2 separate regions of the Homo sapiens genome follow, and region 1 is linked to region 2. Evidence: chromatin contacts called from ENCODE Hi-C or POLR2A ChIA-PET data. All regions are on one chromosome and are shown on one strand. Each heading gives the region's core, a stretch centred on a gene start or an enhancer-like site at or near the end of the contact. The rest is flanking DNA. Distances are from core to core; before and after follow the strand shown. Region 1 has its middle 22 kb from the start of LIPC. Region 2 overlaps LIPC (lipase C, hepatic type).

The links. Hi-C counts contacts between places; a loop is a spot of excess contacts on that map. ChIA-PET counts read pairs that join two places held with the same protein, here RNA polymerase II (POLR2A). Pooled maps may share reads with other maps.
Region 1: a loop to region 2 is called in a map of CD4-positive, alpha-beta T cell, with 10 times the contacts of the local background. The contact joins two enhancer-like sites. A Hi-C loop is called at or near these places in 4 of 168 maps with a recorded cell type or tissue (CD4-positive, alpha-beta T cell, CD8-positive, alpha-beta T cell, GM13976 and 1 more) and 7 of 50 pooled maps. POLR2A ChIA-PET finds 5 or more read pairs at or near these places in 8 of 52 experiments (GM12878, H1, OCI-LY7 and 5 more).

The regions. Positions count from the first base shown.
Region 1 is chr15:58,407,986-58,412,863 of GRCh38, forward strand. No RefSeq gene overlaps it. Among named protein-coding and RNA genes, the nearest start is that of LIPC, 22 kb to the right of the region's middle. RefSeq lists a silencer at 2,485-2,779. Within about 2 kb of position 2,471, at least 4 of the 41 ENCODE cell types and tissues checked have a DNase peak (open chromatin) inside an H3K27ac peak, as active enhancers do; they include CD8-positive, alpha-beta T cell and GM12878, where a contact is called at or near this core.
Region 2 is chr15:58,472,256-58,477,332 of GRCh38, forward strand. All of the region lies in intron 1 of LIPC (lipase C, hepatic type), which reads left to right. All of the region lies in intron 2 of LIPC-AS1 (LIPC antisense RNA 1), which reads right to left. Among named protein-coding and RNA genes, the nearest start is that of LIPC-AS1, 24 kb to the right of the region's middle. Within about 2 kb of position 1,661, at least 10 of the 41 ENCODE cell types and tissues checked have a DNase peak (open chromatin) inside an H3K27ac peak, as active enhancers do; they include CD8-positive, alpha-beta T cell and GM12878, where a contact is called at or near this core.

The DNA.
Region 1 (4,878 bases), core at 1,221-3,720, 63 kb before region 2:
CCATGGTTACACTTTCTGTACCAGAAAATTGGCTGATCCTTGGCCCAGCTCTCCCACCTGGCTATCATCTCCTCTGCAGCAGGAGGCCTCCTTATTCCCTGATCTATTTTGTGTTTGGCTGGAAGATTGGCGAGCACATAGTTTTCCATGGTACTCATGACCCTTCTGTAAACTCTTAATGACCCTAATGTTGATTAGGACCCAAAGTCTTGGGCCAGTGGAAAAGTTAAAACAAAGTTCAAGACTCATATAGATGATGATCCCAATAATCATCTACATGGCTTGAGAATCATCACCTCCATCTTTTGTCTGCAGAGGGTTTGCAATGAGAGCTAGAGAGTTCAGAGCCAAATATCTGGCCCATCACTGGGAAGTATAAAAGACTGTACAACATATATTTGAAGTGTAATTTCATTTATCAATTCACTATATTTTTCCCATCCTTTTTTCCTACTTAATTTTCCTCTTAATGTCTTGCATTGTTTTTATCTTTTAAAAGTGCTTTAAATTCTTTTGAAGCAAAACTAAATATAAGGAAAACATAGGCATAATCATCAAAAATCCATTGGATTCTTGCTATTATGAGGGGAGGGGGAAAAGTACAAAGGTTTTTCTGTCCAAAAAGAGACAATTCACTTAATGCAAAGTACCTGGAACATATTCTGTGTAAAATCAAATCGAATAATTTTATATATATTTTCTTTTGAAAAAAATACACGATTAGATTCAAGAAAAATTGAATTTCTGGTACAAAGGAGGAATAAGGACATGGCCTTCCTAATCCAAGAAGCTCCATGAATAACTAGGGGCCTGCTTTCTTTCACACAAGAAAGCTGGGTAGTACTTTCAAAAACCTGAGATGGATGGGGCACAGTGGCTCATGCCTGTAATCTCAGTACTTTGGGAGGCTGAGGCGGGCATATCACTTGAGATCAGGAGTTCGAGACCAGCCTGGCAAACATGGTGAAACCCCATCTCTACCAAAAATACAGAAATTAGCCAGGCATCATGGTGCATGCCTGTAGTCCCAGCTACCTGGGAGCCTGAGGCAGGAGAACTGCTTGAACCTGGGAGGTGGAGGTTGCAGTGAGCCAAGATCGCACCACTGCACACTAGCCTGGGAGACAGAGCAAGACTCTGTCTCAAAAAACAAAAACGAAAACACAACCTGAGATGGACCATGTGAGCAGGTGATACCATCAGGGAGTGCTCAGTGTGTTCTAAAAATCGCAGTGTCTGGCACACAGCAAAAGCTTCACAAATATACACCAAATAAACAAGGAAAATAAGTAAAAAACATTATGCCTGCATGCTAAATAAATTCACAGATAATCTTCAAATTAACCTGGGTAGAAATGATTTAGCAATACTGAGAAAAGTGGATGCTATCAAGGGTGTTAGTTATTTTAATCCTCTTGACAACACTTTTAGATATTTTTATCTCCAGTTGTTTTTCAGATGAGATTGAGGAAGATTAAGTAATTTGTGCAAGACCACATAACGAGCAAGTGAAAGACCCAGGACTTGAGCCCAAGGCTTTCTAATTGTAAAAGTAGAATCTATCCCCTCAGTCTACTCCACTGTTGCCCAAGCTAATGTTAAGAACACAAATCCGGCTGGGCACGATGGCTCATGCCTGTAATCTCAGCACTTTGGGAGGCCGAGGTGGGTGGATCACTTGAGATGAGGAGTTTGAGGCCAGCCTGGCCAACATGGTAGAACACCGTCTCTACTAAAAATACAAAAATTAGCCGGGTGTGGTGGTGTGTGTCTGTAGTCCCAGCTAAGCAGGAGGCTGAGGCAGGAAAATCACTTGAACCTAGGAGGTGGAGGTTGCAGTAAGCCAAGATCGCGCCACTGCACTCCAGCCTGGATGACAGAGTGAGACTCTGTCTCAAAAAAACAAACAAACAAACAGAAAAAGAGACCACAAATCTGAGGCCCCATCCCAGACCCACTGAAGCAGAATCTCTAGGGAGGAACTTAGAAACATTTGTGTAACAAGACACCAGATGATGATTATTATCAGAGAAGTTTAAAAAAAAAAAAAAAAAAAAGACACCTCTATTGCATCAGATGGGAAATGGACCTACAGCATCCTCTGAGGGATCAAATAAAAGCCATCAGATTTGAAGTTCATACAAGTAAAAATAAATCAGGTCAGTCTGGAGCATATCAGATTATGATATTATAGACTATTCTTCAGTTTGGTAATATAGAATTGTCTGATTTAAGGTTTTCTGGATCTTAAAATACCAAGAACATTTGAAAAGTTAAAAATGGGTTCCAATTTAAACCTCAGACTTTTTTTTAGCTTTCCTCACTGCCTCTGATCCTGAGGAGCAGAAGTGAATGTGAACGCACTTTGAATTCCTAGCAGCTTTCACTGATGCAGAGGTTCCAGCTGTACAGGGGCTGGAGGACTGCTGAGGAGAACAACAAGCTGAGAATCAGTCCTCATCTCTGGTTGCCCCCCACCCCACCCTCATTGCCTTTCATTGGATGAGCAAGTCACACAATCCAGGAAGTGGAAAATCTATCATCGCTTGGTTGGTTTTTCTTAGTTTCAGTTTTTCCACGCCTGATGAGAATTGCCAAGGCACAGCAAAGCCTGCAGCTTCCATACCCGTCATGAGAGCAAATAACTTATTTGTAAACCTAAGCACTTAATTAACTAAATGGAAAGCAAGGCAGTGAGTGATTCCTGACATGGCCGAATTTAAGTCAAGCTGTGAAGCTCCAGGTGCAGCCAGAAATGGAGATGGACAACTTGAACTGAACCCTGAGAGCTTCTAAAAAGGCTTTGGACCACTGCTTCTCAGCAGTTTTTCTTGTAAGTTATTCCCATTATCTCAAAGAAAAATTTAAAATATGGTTGGAGAAAAGTATAGAACTGATTATCCCCATTTTGAGCATAGATCATCGTTTAACCAACTTGCTTTCTAACTGCCAAGAAACTTGCTTTGGATGGTATTTCCAGACATAATGTCTATCATAGCAAATATTGACAATTGCATTTTACAAATAATCAGTTTAATATGCTTTAATATGCTTCTATTTCTGATTGCTCTTGATCTCATTTAATCTTCGAAGCAACTCTATCACGTTGGTGTGCTTATTAACATTATTTTACAGATAAAGACGCCTGTAAGTAGCTTCCTCACAGGGTATTTAAGGAACTTGTAGAAAGTCCACAGCTAGTAGCTGGGAGCCCATCTCATATCAATACACTAGCTTCTCCCCAAAGAACTTTATATATTTAGGCCATTGATTTCTTTTTTTTTTTTTTTGAGACGGAGTCTCACTCTGTCACCCAGGCTGGAGTGCAGTGGCAACATCTCGGCTCACTGCCACAGCTCCACCTCCCGGGTTCACGCCATTCTCCTGCCTCAGCCTCCCGAGTAGCTGGGACTACAGGCACCCGCCACCAGGCCCGGCTAATTTTTTGTATTTTTAGTAGAGACGGGGTTTTATCGTGTTAGCCAGGATGGTCTTGATCTCCTGACATTGTGATCCGCCCACCTCGGCCTCCCAAAGTGCTGGGATTACAGGCGTGAGCCACCGCGCCCGGCCTTAGGCCATTGATTTCTAAAAAGACAAATTCTCATATTGGATTAAAACATAAGACCCAACAATACGTATGTTGCTTAAAAATAGGAATCTGTTACCCAAAAAATGCAGAAATGCTAAAATAAAAAGGTTTAATGAGGAAACTCATACGACAAAAAGAAAATAGTTGGTAAAGTTGATAGCATATAAAAGAGATTTTGAAGCCAAAAACACAGGGAGAGGATACAAAGAAGCTCCTGATTATGATAAAAAATAGAAAATCAACTGTGAAGACAGAGGTTACTAAAGTCAGAAATGCAAAGAGAAATAGAATAAAAAACAAGCAATTGTAAAGGGAGAGTTTAATTCATTTCAAGGCTAAGAAAAAAATAGACAAGAGTAAAAAATAAAGACAAATTTAAATAGACAAAAATTTAGAAGACATTGAAGACGTGACAAAAATAGACAATAGAGGTTATGTTATACAATTGATAAGTTAGAACCAATAGACATACACTGAACTCAATACCAACATAGATTACACATTTTTTTCCATATGGGGGCATTGGTACATATATACTAACTCTCAAATAAGGCCCTAAAAATTGAATCAAGAGGAAAAAATATACATATTTTCTCACCACATGCAATAAAGCTAAATGTGAATAAGTAAAAGCAATGAAAGGAGCCTTGGGCAAAAGAATAATCTAACCAAGAGCCTTTGCAGCAAACAGTTCGGGGTTTAGATTATAAACTACATTCCTTACTGCAGTGTGACCTGGGCAGTTTACTGAACCTCTCTGAACCTTGGATTCCTCATCTAAAAATGAGGCTCTACCTTGCAAAGTTGTTATGAAGATTACCTATAAGTATGTCAAATAAACTAAGACTTAAAAGAGAGTTAAAACCGTAAGCCGTACAATATAACTCCATTTTTAATGTACTCATATTTAACTAGAAAAAGTATCTAGAGTTTTTGTCGATTGAAAGCAAAAGTCTATAAAATATTCATCTAAATACTAACAGTGGTTATCTCTGTGCACTGATATTTCTGCCAATTTTTGTTATATTGCTTTATCTTTTCTACTATGAATATATAGTATGTGAATAATAAAAAATAGTAAATTTGAAAATAAACATGAACTTCTGAAAAACAGAGTACAAGAAGAAAATAAATATTTACTCTTGGGTGGCCTACAGATGGTGGTTGCGGTAGGCATACAGCCATCTCAGTTTCTTGTCTGTCATTGTAAATTCTAAAATACCCTCAATTTCTGTCTTTCTACATATATACACGTATACGCACACACATATATAAAACACACATAT
Region 2 (5,077 bases), core at 411-2,910:
GTGACATTTGGTCTCAAAAAAAAAAAAAAAAAAAAAAAGAAATCTTAGCAGGATTACATCTGTAACCCCGGCACTTTGGGAGGCCGAGGGAGGTGAATCACATGAGGCCAGGTGTTCAAGACCAGCCTGACCAACATGGTGAAACCCTGTCTCTACCAAAACATACAAAAGTTAGCCAAGTGTGGTAGCATGCGCCTGTAATCCCAACTACTCAGGAAGCTGAGGCATGCGAATCACTTGATCCTGGGAGATGGAGGTTGCAGTGAGCCAAGATCCTGTCACTGCACTCCAGCCTGGGCAAGAGAGTGAGACTCTTGTCTCAAAAAAAAAAAAAAAAAATCTTGCCCCTTCCCTCAAGGGGCTCACAGCCTGTGGGAGAGGGAAAATAGATATAATTATATTTAAAGAATTATAAAACAAATTGTATAAATTTAAAATTATAATTAAATCATTGTAATAATTTAGATCAGAAAAAATAAAGGCAAGTAAGTGCCAGGCATGGGGCTAAGCATTGTACTCACCCACTGTATTCCATGTTGTCTTCACAACGGCCTTATGAGGTTTGCTAGTATTGCCCCCATTTTACCAAGAAACTGAGGCTTAGAGCATTCAAGCTAGCCAAGGGCTAAGCCATGACTCAAACCCAGGTGTGTCTGACTACGGCTGTTACTAAGAGGGGAAGGGAATCATCTGAACTTGGGTTTCACTCAGAAAGGGGCATGGTTTTGTTAACTTTGAAAACACTACCACCCTACCCTCTAGCACTGGCAGAGGGGAGCTGGACGCCTGGACAGCTGGGGAGGGGGAGGACGGCAGCCAGAAGCAACAGCCTCTGCAGTCCCAGCAGCTGGGACCTCATGCCTCAACCAAGGATCAGCACTGGGTATTGGCTCAGAGTAGTGAAGGCTGCTGGGGGCCTGTGTTTCCTGCATTTCCTATGTTTATGCTGCCAGGGTGGGTTTTATGTGACCAGAGAGAAGCAGGGAAAATTGCTGAGAAGTCAGAGATCTGCCAGGGAATCAGTGATGAGCCCCAGGAAATGCTTTTTGTCTAAAAATATGCCATTTCCGAAAGGAAAACAGTCATTAGAGGGTGTGAGAAGCCCTCGTGGTGAGGAAAGCAAAACTGTAAGACTCAATGGGAGGCCAGTGGAACAACAGAGAAGCCCATTACCCACCCACTTCCTGTGCGATTAACAAGACGTTTGGAGGATGAAAGGCAAGCAGACAAAATGACAACCCACAGACACAACTCCAGGGGAAATGTCTGGGGACAGCATAGGAAGACGCAGCAGGGAGGTAGGAGGAGAAAAAACTGCTCCAGTTAATATCTTTCTGGCATCGGCTGGTTCAGCTATAGATTTGGCTAAAATTACCTGTGTACTTACTAGACGCCAGGCAGTTAGGGGGCTTTGCTTAAATCACTCTCCTGCATTCTTCACACAGCACTTGATGAAGGAGGAAAGTGAGTCTTGGAGGTTAAGTGACTTGTCCAAGGTTACACAGCTGGGAAGGGAGAAAGACATGGCTCCATCCCAGGTTCCCTGATCCCAAATCTCCCCCTCATTGCAATGTACCAAGCTGCCTCCAATAAGATCAAGAGTCTTGACGATCCCCAAGCTAGTCCACTCAGTCCAGTTTTCCTGCCAGACTATAGCTGTTTTGCATTCCTTATCTTGTGTTGAAGCAAACCAGGTAAGGAAACTCCCCACCTTTTTTATTAATGACTCATTTTCAGCCAAAACACATTGCAGCCACATCAGGTACATGTGCCCACTCAGCAAAGACGTACTGTGAGAAAGTAACATCTAAGTTACTTGGTCCAAAGCCCTTCTACATCAATCATCAAGCAACCAACCCTCCTTTGCTGAAATCTCCAGGGGACTAGGCCCTTTGGTGGGGGAAGAGGGGACGGTTTCTTCAGGGGCATCTCACCCCTGGGAAGTGCATCCTCTCTGCTGGGGGCAGTAAAAAGGCTTTACGTGGGCCACTGTGGCTCATGCCTGTAATCCCAACACTTTGGGGGCCCAAGCAGGGTGATTCACTTGAGCCCAGAAGTTTGAGACCAGCCGGGCAATATAAAGAGACCCCATCTCCACAAAAAAATACAAAATTTAGCTGGGCTTGATGGTCCCACCTGTGGTCCCACTTACTTACTTGGGAGGCTGAGGCAAGAGGATCAGAAGGTCAAGGCTGCAGTGAGCCATGATTGCACCACTGCACTCAAACCTAGGCAACAGAGCTAGACCCTGTCTCAGGAAAAAAAAAAAAAAAAAAAGAGGCTTTTCACGAATTTCACATTCCACCCTCCACCATCTTTGATGTAGGTAATTTATCAGCATTTTGTAGAGGAGGAAACAAGGTCTCCCCTACGTTGAGCCCAAATCAGTTTGACCTTGGGGAACACAGTGAGCATCCCTGCGTGGAGGTACGCAGGATCCCTGAGGGTGACAACCTTCGAGGTCGTTCCCTGGCCTCTCTGCCCAGGGTGAGCATCCTCAGAGACCTCAGCTCTCCTCTCAGCATGCAATTCTCCTCCACTCATGGCCCTCCCAGCTGCCCCTGGCTTCTCAAAGCTACTCCTGCATGGAGGCAAGTACAACTAGCCAATGAGCCTCCTGACCTGCCCCATCCCAGAGAGCAACTGCTGCTAGGTCCTCGTGGATTCTGGGCCTCTGTCCAGTGACCAAAGGAGAGGACACATCTCCAGCTACCATCCCTCCACCTATTTTCTAAGGAAACCAATGAGTTCTCAAATGCCACCTGTGGTGGCCCCTTCTCAGCCCTCACCCTGAGAGGCCTTCCCCAAGTCAGAATTTCCCACAGGGGAAGTTACTGTGGGCTTCTCTCTCCTTCCCCCACCTCATGTGGTCAGGAAGTCCAGCTGGCTTTTTCTCCTGTCTGTCTCTCAAATGTGTCCCCTGGCTCCCCTCCATTGCCACTGCCCTCTTCAGTGTCTGGCCTGTGCTCCCACAACAACAGGCTTGAAGCTGGCTGCCCTCTCCCCTCCATCTTCCACACCATAATCCAGGTGATCCTTCTAAGAGGCAAAGGTAATCATGTTTCTTCCCTGCTCAAGATCTGTCAAAAGATTCTGTGGCCTCCATAGAAAAGGCAGACAGCCCGGCCACCCAGGCCCTTCACCATCTGCCTCTTGACCATCTCCAGTGTCCTGCAGTGTCCTGAATATACCTTTTCCCTGCCTCTGCCCAACACACTCCCGTTCTTTCAACACCCAACTCAACTATTACCTTCTCTCCATCAGATCTTCCCTGAACCACCCCCCAGAAACAAAGGTGACTGTCCCCTCTGGTTCCCCACAGCCACCCCACCACTTACCCCTGTGCTCAGGCACTCCTGGAGCACTGCATTGCAACCATTGGCTCACACATCTGTCTCTACCAGCAAACCACTAAACCGTGAATAAGTGGCTTCCTGAGCCAGGCCTTGTGCAATGAATGGATTTGCAACAAAGGGAGCCACTGAGAGATTACATGAGCCAAGTCATGGCAATTAGTCCCCATGGAAGCAGCAGCTCAGGGCAGGGTCCAGACTTGGGCAGACTTAACTATGCAGGACATTCCATTAACAATAAGCACCACTCTGAGCATTTCCTATGTGCCAGGAACTACGTGAAGCTCTAGATTCTGTCATTAGAAAGGACTGAGTTAATTAATGGAAAGCAGGTAGCACAGTGCCTGACACAGTATAAGCACTGAACACACGTTAGCAAGAAAAGTGACAGATCATTTACGGGATGGTTCTTACACCAGGCAGCGTGCCAAGCACAGTCCATACATTGTCTCACTCTTCATGACAACCTTAGGAAGAGAGCAGTCCTGTTTGTCCCCATTTTACAGAAAAAGATACTGAGTCTTGGCTAGGCTAAGCGATCTGCTCAAAGTCTTCAGCTCGGAAGTAGTGGATTTGGTCTTCCATCCCCAGTCCATCTGCTCTGGCACCCAGGTTCTCAGAGTCTCTGGTACAGCAGGGTGCCAAAGTCCAGTTGAGAAGAAAGCAGGCCAGGTTTTTCAGGCACAGCCTGATGAAATATCCAGGGGAAACACATGGGACTAGCAGGCTTCTTTTTCTGTCCCATTTAGTCTAATATCACATTTAACACACCATCCTCTAAGGGACAGAAGTCACAGGAAGCCATGCAGTCTGGTTCCTCCTGATTTCTCCTGTGTGCCACATAGTTATGCTTCCTTCTGGGAAGGTGTGAGTTGGAGTCAGTCCCCTCCTGCATGCAGCTGGGGAAACTGAAGCCAACACCATTTTAGTTACTCACATGGAGCTAAGACAATCATACAAAACTCAGGCATGGGGTCAGCCCACCAGCAGTGTGGACCTCACCCTGCCGGCTGCGTTCCAAATGACAGTGGCATGGTGCCACAGAAAAAACGTGAGGTGTGCAGCTGGACCCCCAGAAGCCCTGACTCTGCCAGGTGCTAGCTCTGGGACATCTTGGGCAAGCCATTTGGCCCGAGTCTTTTTCCCCACCTATGAAACAAGCCAGAGAGCTCATTCCTCACAAGGCTGTGGTCAGAATGTGCCTCTGTACTTGAGAAGCTGTAAAATGTTCCTCAGTTGCTGCCCTTAGTAGGGAGCTCAGAGGAAAGCTAGTTTTGCCTGTGCGTTTCTGTCGGATTGCCCTGTACCCAGGGCACGTCCTGCTCTCTGACAACAATCAGGGTCATTCTAACTCAAATCAAACAACCTGGTCTCAGAACTGGTCTTGCACCACCATGGTGTTAAGCTGCCTTCCCACTTCATCCATGTTTGCTAAGCCGGGTGGGATCTTTCCCCTACAAACTCCTATAGGCGGCCACATTTTTCTTTTAAAGATATTTTCCCTTCGACTATAGTCCACAGGCATCAGAGGATGAAGCTAGCAGGTTGTCTGTATGTAGACTTTCTTCCAGGGAGGAAAGCAGCTTTGCTATCTCCTACCTTTTTAAACAAAATCTGCCTTGATTTTGTCTGCCAAGATATGTCTTTGGATGGGGTAAAGCACTTCTGAGGGAAGCTACGTGAGCCACGTTGTAGCTGGAGAGAGAATTGAAAGAGGAAGCCGA